2 separate regions of the Homo sapiens genome follow, and region 1 is linked to region 2. Evidence: read pairs that join two places in POLR2A ChIA-PET (ENCODE). Cell type or tissue: OCI-LY7. All regions are shown on one strand. Each heading gives the region's core, and the rest is flanking DNA. Links, peaks and the distances in the headings are about the cores only.

The links. Peaks named below come from ENCODE experiments on the same cell type or tissue, not always from the same donor. Only the 100,000 strongest peaks of a DNase experiment are listed, where the experiment ranks them.
Region 1: POLR2A ChIA-PET joins it to region 2 with 19 read pairs; 2 of 35 experiments call an interaction of 5 or more read pairs at or near these places.

Annotation. Positions count from the first base shown.
Region 1 is chr4:123,744,581-123,749,969 of GRCh38, forward strand. The region is part of intron 3 of LINC01091 (long intergenic non-protein coding RNA 1091); the gene reads left to right. It overlaps LOC124900775 (a long non-coding RNA gene), which reads right to left and starts at 1,093. Exons shown (of 3, transcript XR_007058264.1): 1 at 965-1,093; 2 at 739-809; 3 at 139-619. It also overlaps the pseudogene RPL21P50. RefSeq lists enhancers at 4,450-5,035, 5,036-5,389. In OCI-LY7, for the core only: CTCF peaks have their summits at 2,677 and 2,895; no DNase peak of the experiment used is centred there.
Region 2 is chr4:123,594,667-123,600,055 of GRCh38, forward strand. No RefSeq gene overlaps it. Among named protein-coding and RNA genes, the nearest start is that of LINC01091, 53 kb to the right of the region's middle. RefSeq lists an enhancer at 5,368-5,389. In OCI-LY7, for the core only: no CTCF peak of the experiment used is centred there; no DNase peak of the experiment used is centred there.

The sequences.
Region 1 (5,389 bases), core at 103-5,102, 150 kb after region 2:
ATAAAGTAAGAAAAAGCCAAAGCAAAATAAAGACCAACCCAAAAAACCAAAAAGGCTGAATATATTTACAAGATTTTGTGTGTGTGGGTGTAAGCTTAAAAACTAAAACAAAATAGACACCAAGACGTGAACTGTTTGTTCTGCTCCATTTGGCTAAGTTCTTAAAGGTTACAGGAAGATAGTGTACTTATTGCTTAAGATGATGATAATTTATATTAAAAAATAAATACAGGCATGTGAGCAGGAAGGGGAAATTGCTTCATTAATTACCTGGTTATCTTATCAGGCCTCTATTTTTTTTGTTTTCTGGAATGCAGAGCAGGCTTCATGAGGAGTACTGAATTGCTTTGGCAGCAGCTAGCCAAGCTGAGTGATTTGCAACACTCTTTGTTCACTCTGCATTTATGTTTCATAATGTGAGCGTCTGCCTGGGTGTGTTGGTGCCACTCCGTGTACATCCCTTCTCTCAGCCAGAGGTCCAAGGAGGGGCCAAACTGTCTCCCTCTGAACTTTCAGTTAGCAAACAGCACACAGTCGATGTTGCCCGATCCTCTGTGGTCAGCGCAGTTCCTGATTCTAACCCCCCACTCCATAAGGCAAGCTCTAGAAACCAGGGTTCCTGAAAAGGAACAAGAAAAAGGTGATACCAGGTGAAACCATCAAAAGTTGTTTGCGGTAACATTAGCCCTATGGGTTCAAGCGCCCTTCTTTCAGTTTATGCAGTCACGCAGTGGTTACCTCTTGCTGGGTGACTTTATTCTTTTATCCTTTGTAGAAATGTTGTAATTCTGGCAAAAAGCCCACAGAATCTATGTTTAAAAAGAGAAACAAATAATGCTAAAATGCAATGTAGTGTATGTAATTAAAAATATCTTTCCTTGAACTTGGACAAAATAAATTATTGTGTAAAAATTATTTATTTTCCTAATTTAACTGCAGATTTGAACCTTAATCTTATTATTACTTTTTTTCCCTGGAATCTCTATGTTCAAAACCACTTCTTGATCTTCCAAAGCTGTGATATTTGTGAACTCAATTTGCACAATCTCTAAACGATGCTACTGGTAGCCCAAATTAATATGATAAATTACAGTTATTTCCATGCATTGTAAATCTTCTCTTGATTTTTTTCAGTCCAGAGGTCTTTTTTTTTTAATACCTATTATGACATAAGGAAGAGGTTCCAGCACCCCAGGGTCCTTCCCATTGGTTCTCACACGGTGTGCTTCTCTGGGTGGAGCACACTGGCGCTTCAGTTGAACCCAGGTAGTTTTCTCTTTGGCTTCCTTCTCTTTCTGATTATTTTCCTTCACGTGTTTCAGGAAACTATCTTGGCTCCTAGAGTGCTTAATGTGCTCAGTACGCACTTTAATTCTCTTGGCAAGAATCTTGCCCTTCATTGTTTGTTCACAACAATGCCAACAGCATTCTGGGTAACATTCTAGACTCTTCCAGTTTTGCTATGGCAACATTTGTGGGACATTCCTTTTCGAACAGTACCCATTCCCTGGATGTCAACAGTATCACCTTTTTTTTTTTTTTTAACTGTTTCTCATGCATGTAGCCAAAGGAACAACTCCATGTTTCCTAAAAGGTCAAAAGAATGTATATGGGGTGCCTCCCCTCTTCCCCTTTGTGTTTCCCATTTTGATGGATCACTGGAAGATGGCAGTTCTAGCTAAAGGAAGACTGTCTCTTGATTTTAAAGGATGAGGCTTTATAATATCTAGGCAAATGGCCAGAGTGGAAAATAATCTGTACATCACAATAATAATGATAAACATAATAATAAAAATAGTAACAATAATATGAAAGTACTCCACATTTTGTGTTTTTTGAAAAGAAAATATAGGGGAGGAAGTATATGTTTCCTCCTCTTCCCCCTTATATAATTTTCATAAAAACACATATCTCAAATGTGATCCAGACACAGCCAATCTGTGCCAATATGTCAATACAAAATGACAATTGCAATCAGATATCCCCCACAGGCATTACATAGGATTACCTGCATTTCCTAAGATAACTGTGTTTTAGAAAATTGACACAAAACTGACATAAGACAATCCTGGTAAGTAGGATTGGTGATCCATTTAATAGAAATCTACAGTGGAGGAATGGTTTACACTGGATGGCTTCTTGATGTTGCTGACCGTTTAAGTGGGAGAGATTGCCAGCTAAGAGTAAATATTATACATATATATATTTCTTCTTCTTTTTTTAATAATAGAGACAGGGTCTCACTATGTTGCCCAGGCTGGTTTTGAACTCCCGAGCTTAAGCAATCCGCCTGCCTTGGCCTCCCAAAGTGCTGGGATTACAGGTGTGGGCTACCATGCCCAGCCTTAAATGTTATATATTTTTAAGTAACATTTTATATGGTTTTATATACATTACTCCTTTTTAGTCACATATAAACCCTGTGAGACAGATGGGGCAGAAATTACATATTTTTACACAATAGGTTAGGCGATCTGATTACAATCAGTACTGGTATGTGTAACCTAGAGCTAGGATTAGGACTAGGCTCTCAGACTTTCATCAGCACATCACACTGCCAGGCTTCTTTCGGCTGAGCTGGTGGGGCTCCTCTGCTTCCTCCTTTCCTTGCGCTCAATCGCTGTGCTCTCATCAGCAGCTAGGAGCAGCAGTGCATTCTTTTCTTCCCTCTCGAACAGTCCCACGTTTAGTAGGAATTAATAAGAAGCTCCCCTCCATAAAAAAGTTAGAAATCCATTTCTTTTCCAAGACCCTTCTACTTCAGTTAAAGAAACTGAGATCTAGACGCAGAAGGAGGCCTGGGCTACAGACTCAGTGCTCTTTCTGCTCTATCACATTAGCTGACATCAGTGTCGCTATAAGAAACAAAAAGAATCTATTTAAAAACACAACTGATTACAGCTATTTCTGCCCCTAGAGGAGGAAAGCTCCTATGGCTGGAGATGATGGCTTTTTATTTAGAAAGTTTCCTTGTTATTGCCTTTAAATAAAAAAGGTTAGGCTTCCATTCCCTCCTCCCCTGCATATGGTGGTGCTGGAAGGTCTGAGCAGCAGGACAGCAGGCAAAGGGTTTCTAGAGACGTGCCAGCCAATGAGAAAGCCATGTGGGCTGGGGTGGTAGAGTACTTTTAAGAAGTGTCAAAATGAATATTAATGTAAAGGGCTCTGATGCCACCTCCCTTGCTGAAAAAACTTCAGTATAATCTGCTAAATAGATACTCCAATGCCTTCCTTGAGTGTTCTTTGTAGGGTAGAGGAAAGAGGGGACACAGGTACATCAGAGTCCTCATTGGAAGAGTGAAAATAGCAGCTGCTTGAGGCTAAAGTCTAGATTTCAGTGGGTACAGAAAACTTGATGTAGACTGTAGGGCATATACCACACAGATTTGCAGAGATTTTCAGAAGAGCAACAGCCTTCTTATTAGATGTGCATTTGCTGATTTGATGGAAATCTCAAGGTCACTGTAACTTCAGTTGACTTCTCCCTTACACAAAGAAGAGGCTAAAAGCCGTTATTGATTGCTCTCAAGAAATCAGAGAAGAGGCCATGGCCACTCAAATATCCTAAAAAGGCTTTTGGATTTATGGAACTGTGGAAACTAACAGTCTTTAAATATCAACTGGTCCAACCTTTGTCTACTTCCTTCTCCTTCTCATCCTTTTTGCAATAAAGGAATCAAAGACTTAGATTCAATATCCAATGTATACCAGGCCGTTGAGTAATCACAGATGCAAGACTAGAATCTGACTGTGGATTCAGAGTCAGAAGCCCTGGGTTCTGCTCCCTGCTGCATTTTCTTATTTTCTGTACCTTCTTGAACCTCAGGTCCCTCTCTGTAAAAAGAGGTAAGTAAAATCACATCTCACAGGGTTTTTGGAGGACCCTATGAGTTAATGTGGGATTTGAAAACTGTAGGAATGTTAAAACATTTTATTGTTATTATTTATGAGGTTATTTGGGTGCCAACAATTATACGAAGAGGATTATTTTGGCTTTCCTGAAATAGCAGCAGTGCTATAGTTGAAGTGACTTCACTGTTCTGCATGTCTGTGTGTGCACATGTGCAGATCCAGGCCAGGGCTAGGCAGTGAAGTTTATAGATTGTCTTTTGGGATAACGAGCTTTTGGGCTCTTGGTAGGCCTTCTAAATAATACATTGTTTTTCTTCTTTCTTTTCTTTTCACAGGAATTAGAATAATAGCTAAAATTTCTCACTTGTTTCTTAAGGAAGTTAGGAATACATCTTAATAAATCAAGAAGTTCAAACACATCATCCATAGCAACTTGAAGTAGACTCCTATTCTGTTTAACCATGCCTTTTGAGAGTCAAAATCCAGGGATGCTCCCTACAGCCAGTCTTGAAGAACAGAAGGGGAACTACATGCCACCAGGCTATGGGAGCTGTTTCAGCAGCAGATCATTACCTAATCTCTTCCTGTCTCCCCGGTAGAGCTGAACAGAGCCTGTGAGAGAAAATTCCGGATGTTAAGGGAAGGAGAAAGAGGTATAGGTGTAGGGACTAAAAGTTGATGTGGTATCATTCCTATGAAAAAAATAATCAGATTCATTTTTATATTTCCTAAGCACGCTTATATTTGGTGAAAAAAAAAGAGCATGTTAGAGACATTATTTATGATGGTCATGCCTCAAATCTTGTCTTTACTTACAGTTTCCATTTCCAAAACTCTCTTAAAGCTTCTAGTCTTTTTAAGCCTGAGTATTTTAATAGAAGTAAAGTCTCTCCTGTCAGAGTGCTATTCCCTAGACATGTTTGCCTCCAGGGTCTGAAAAGAAAGGAGTCCATTTTACACCCTGAAGCAGAGTGTACCCCTCTGTTCTCTTCAGACAGTGTGGGGAAGGATGTACCCCTTTAATCTCAAGAGGCAAGAAAATATCGAAACAGATGACTTTGGCAGGTTTGCTGAAGGCTGGCGGCAGGTTGGCCGGGCCGCAATCAGTGGCCTCCAGAGTTCAGCGTGACAGGAAGCAGGGGCTGCTGCTCTGCCTGGTCATTAGTGAGGAGCAAGAGAGCCTGATGATTAGTCCTTGCAGCACTGGAGAATGTTCCCATATCTGGCCCAGGGGACAGAGAGGTCCCAAAACATCCCAGACATTTGGTCGTCAGCGCTTTCATTCTCTCATCACTCAGGAAGTTAGAGAGAAGATAAAAACAAATTAAAGAATTTTTTTTAAAGCACTCAAGTTTTTCTTAACATTTTCCATTTCCTTTTACAACACAAGTTTTAAACCTTGTGATGAAATGCTAAGTCACAGATGTAAAGGTGTCAAGAATTATAATTGCACGTTCCACACACAACCTTAGCTCCTCTGAGCATGCAAAAAAACCAGGAATTAAATAACTTGCTGATTCAACTTTGTCAATACAAT
Region 2 (5,389 bases), core at 220-5,219:
TTTAGTTAAACAGTCTTGAAGATTTTCATGATTTAACAACGTTAAAATTCACTTGCTTTGCTATAACATTTTTTGACATTGATATTATGAACAGCAAAAAGAAATGGAGTATTTTAGATCAACTCCAAAAAATTATGGATAAAAACATATTTATCTGAGTGTCTCTAATGATTGTTTTAAATTCCTCCATGTTTGTGGCTATTTCTTTTTTATAATTGTGTTAATGTTCTTTGTCTGGACTAAGCCTGCTACTGGTTTATTTTATTAATTATTTCAATAAATCAGTTTTTGTATTAATCACTAATACTTTTTTGTATTTTAGTATAATTAACTGATTTTATTTTTCTAATTCATAGTATTTGTTCTTCCTTTTCCTTCCTTCCACTTTCTCTAATTTTGTTTTTTTCCTAATGTATTGACTTGAATATTAATTTATTTTTTTCTTTCTTATCTTAATAATGTGCTCATGATTATGAGTTTAATTCAAAGTAGTTTTTTCAGCCTGGCCCATATTTTAAAATATGTAATGCATTTCATTATTATTTTGTAGATATTTTGAAACTTTAGTTTTGATATTTTCTTTGATCCAAGTATTGATTAAAAGCAAGTTTCTTAACATTTATGTGGTTGATTTTCTTCTTCATGTCCTTCTCTTCCTTCTTGACTTCTCTTCCTTCTCCTCCTCTTCTTCATCTATAGTTTATCAATGGGGTTATAGTCAATAAAGTGTTCTATGCATTTCTAGTTTGTTGTTGTTTTGTTTTGGTTTGATTTATAGTCAAAATTTTATAAAGGTACCACGAATTCTTGTAAAGTAGGTGAATTATTTTTATTAGGATAGCAATTTCTACATATCTATTATGTTAATATTAATCAATTATAGAATTGATATCAAACATTCTTATTTTTTCTCTAATTGATTTTTCCATGGACTAAAATTATGATTTAGAGTTTTCTAATCTTATGTTGTAGTCTATTTTCCCTTGCATTCCCTATAGTCTCTGCATTATGAAATTAATATAACTTTTGTGCACCAAGAAAGTTATAATCTCATTGTGGATTATATTCTATATCATAAAGTTTATTATTTGTTTTGTTTAACACTTTTGCTTGAATTTAGCCTTGTCCAATATTAATACTGTGAACTGAATTTATGATACTATTACAAATGTAATAATTATAAATTAGATGAGTAAAGAAAATGTAGCTTCTATATTTTTTACATCACAGCTAATTTTCTTCCTAAGCCTTTACCTTGTTAGAAAGAAAGAAAACTAGCAAGGCGCAGTGGCTCACGCCTGTAATCCCAGCACTTTGGGAGGCTGAGGCAGGCAGATCATGAGGTCAAGAGATCGAGACCATCCTGGCCAACATGGTGAAACCCCATCTTTACTAAAAATACAAAAATTAGCTGGGCGTGGTGGTGTGCGCCTGTAGCCCCAGCTACTTGGGAGGCTGAGGCAGGAGAATCACTTGAATCCAGGAGGTGGAGGTTGCAGTGAGCTGAGATTGCACCACTGCACTCCAGCATGAGTGACAGAGTGAGACTCTGTCAAAAAAAAAAAAAAAAAAAGAGAGAAAGAAAGGAAGAAAGAAAAAGGAAGGAAGAAAGAAAAAGAAAGACAAACTGAAGCTTGCCAAGTAATGGTATCCATATCCTTTGGATTACTTATTCTCTTTTCGAGAGAGGTTTTTTGAATTCCTTCTCCTCTCCCTGCATCTCCTCAAGATGACATTGTAGTGTATGAGGTTGGTTAAAGTAACACGGCAGGATCTGACACCATTCTCCTGTTCCTTATTGGTCTCTGTTGTGCCGTGTCTGTTGAGGTAGAACAGATCCTATCTGGGCTTTCAGGTGTTCTGGCATGGGGTTGAGAAATACTCACATTGTGTGTTCATTATTTTTTCTGATGTCAGGTCTGTATTATTCCACCAGGTGGTCTTGCTCATTGGGGTCCAGTGCTATGGCACATATGACCTTCTGGGTCCCTTGCAAACTGCACATGGGCTATGGGGACCCACTTACTAGCCCAGGTTCATGAGCGCATCTCCTCCCCTCTGTCAGTTCATATTGCCTATTTTTTTTTTTTTCTTATCATACTGATATGGCACTAAGCAGTGAGAAGGATTTTCCCTAGCGGCTTGCAGCCTTCTGCAGACTGTGTGGAGGAAGAGGGCTACTAGCCGTGATGTTTTCAGGTTTCCTCCATACTTATTGGAAAGTTTTTATAGTCCTATCCCTTTTTATGTCCATTTTAGAACTTTTATAAGTCATTTTATGCCTTAAATTAGAGCTAAATCTAAAGCACAGTACAGTCATATGCCACATAATGACATATGAGTCAACATTGAACTGCATATGTGACAGTGGTCCTATAGGATTATAATACCATATTTTGACTGTATCTTTTCTATGTTTGGATATGTTTGGGTATACAAATAATCATCTTGTGTTACAATTGCCTGCTGTCTTCAGAACAGTGACATTCCTTACAGGTTTGCAGCCCAGGACACACAAGCGATACCAGCTTAGGTGTGTAGTAGGTTATACCATCTAGGTTTGGGTAAGCACACTTCATGATGTTTATACAACAACAAAACTGCCCAACACTGCATTTCTCAGAATGCATCCTTGTCATTACGTGACGCATGACTGCATTAAAAAGGTGCAGCATCATCTGAACATCTTTTTCCTTTAGAAAGCATATTTACCTCAATTACCTATATTGTTGATCCATCAGCACATCCTGTTGATTTTATCTTCAAAACCTATCCCAACTCCATCTACTTTTTGTCTCCACCACTCCCATCCTAATATAAGCTACCTCCTCTTTTTGTTTGTTTTGTTTTGGTTGGATTACTGCAAGAGCCTCCAAGTTTATCTCCTTGATTCCGATCTACATAGCAGCCAGAGTGATTATTTGAAAATATAAATGAGATCATGTAAATTTGCAAGACTCAACAAAGGTAACTCCTTATACTTGAAATACGTTTAAATTCTCTCTCAGGTTCTAGGTGTCTATATTTTCTAGCCAATGCCTACCTCTCTGGCATCATTTCCTATCCTTCTCTGCCTTGCTGACTACACTCCAGCCAAACCACACTGACATTCTTTCTGCTGTGGAACAAGACAAGCTCCTTCCTGCCTTAAGGCTTTTGGGTAGTTTTCTCTGTCTATGGAATGCTCTTTCTCCATGACTTCTTAAGGCTGGCTTTTTCCTGGTTTTACCTTCAATCATCATATCCTTTGAGAGGCCTTCTCTGACCATCCAATCTAAAGTAGTCTTTCAGTCACACTTTATCACAGTACCCTTTCCTATATCAATCACAGCACATATTATTACCTGATTAATTTTATTGATATATTCATTAATTTGCCTCAAGCAGTGATACATAAGCTGTATGAGAGTAAGAACATGCCAGCCAGTTATCACCAATATTAATAACAGCAAAATAATACAGTATTAACTATGATTCCTCAGTCTGACTCTGTTCTAAGCCCTTTCCATGTATTAGGATCTCTAATCTTCACTGAAATCTCATGAGGTTGTTATTATCATCCTTATTTTTATAGATAAAGAACTGAGGCATAGAGAATTTCAGTGACTTAGCCATAGTCACAAAGCTATTAAATGTTAAAGTTGGGATTTGAACACAGGTGAAGTGGCTTCAGACACCACAGTGCTATGTGTTAGTTACAGAAGTTACAGATCTGAAAGAGAGGAGTAATACTCCTTTCAAATACTCAACAGTTGGGAAGACAGGCAAGTGAAAGGAAAATCACAACAAAACCTAAGTTACATATTACAGGCATCGGAGGAGGGCCACTGCTGGGTCATCTGCATTTGCTTATATAGGAGTAGAAATTGTAGAAATGTGGAAGTAGCAAATGAAACATTTTCCAGTTTAAAGTATATTGAGTAACTGAAGTCTGTAAGACTGAATTCTTTTTCTGAAATCATTTTGATATTGATTTCCCATTCATTTGCCCTGGCAAAGAGAGAGATTATTTCATGAATGAAAGGTGATGTGAGGAGACTGAAAGAAGGTGAACCCAACCATCAGGAGAAAACCATTCTTTGCCTACTTTGAATAAATCGTTTTGAAATAATGAGACATAATTAATGTCAGTGCTTTGGATTATATGAACGTTTGCAAAGATATCCAGTGCAATTCTAATGGCCAGAAATGGCAGTCTGATTACAGTTATGCCAAATAGCCATTCCATGCCTTACAGAATGTAGCAGTAAAATGAAATTAACTGTTGGCATCAAGTAGTAAGACTATGATTACAACCAATAGTGGCCAGTCTTTATTTAGTGCCATGAGCTAGTTCTGAGGGCCTTGTAGGAATTAGCTCACTTGATCCTCACAGCAAACCTGTTGAGATAGGTATTATTATGGAGCCCCATTTTACTGTGGAGGAAATTGAAGCCCAGAAAGGTTAAGCAACTGGCCTAAAATTACACAGCAATAAAGTGGCAGAGCTGGAATTTAAACCCAACCGTACGATTGTGTAAATAAAGCAAACACATAATAACCACTATTCAGTGACTATGTTTGCCTGGTGCTGTGTTAGTCACTTTCATGTAAAGGTGATGTGAGGAGACTGAAAGAAGGTGAACCTTTTCATGTATTGTCTCATTTACTCCTAAAACCCTGCTTGGTGGGTGTTAAACTCATGTTACAGATAAAGAAACCTAGACACAGATAGGATTAGGAAATTTTCCCAAGGTTATGTAAAACCAGGCCTGTCTGACTCCAAAGTCTATAGAAACTAGTAATTCATTAAACTCTTTCTAGTAGCAAGTGGGATACTGTTCTTCCTTCTCAGTAATTATGTTTACCACTTCAAGTTCTTTCCCTCTGGTACTTTTCTTTCATTCTTTGTGTTTTTATGATACACAGCTCAATAAAGCATAATATACAACCTGCTAACATTTTCAGAGCCCAGATGTGTGCTGGGCATTGTGCTAAATTGTTTTCTATTAATTACCTCATTTAATCCTTCCAGCAACCATACATCATAGGTACTATTATTAGCACCTTTTTATATATGAGGCAACTGAAGTTGAGAAAGACGTTTTTGGCAGAGGTTTGATGAAGAGTCTGGTGATGCAATTTTTCTGGAGAGAACATGCAGCATTTCAAAGCCTCATTGCCTTCCTCTGTACTGAGAATAAATGAACCCAGATTCAGAAGTTTTAACATTTTTGAACATTAAAAAATATTCAATATTATTTTAGAATGCTTTTTTTTTGGGAATCAGGGTGGCTTGGAGTTGTATTCTTTGTGGTGTATTTCTTGAAAAGATCCATTGGCTAATCTGGCTAATTCAGGACACTTCCTCTTCCTCTCCTCTTTCTGTGGCTCTCTCTTCTGTTCTCAG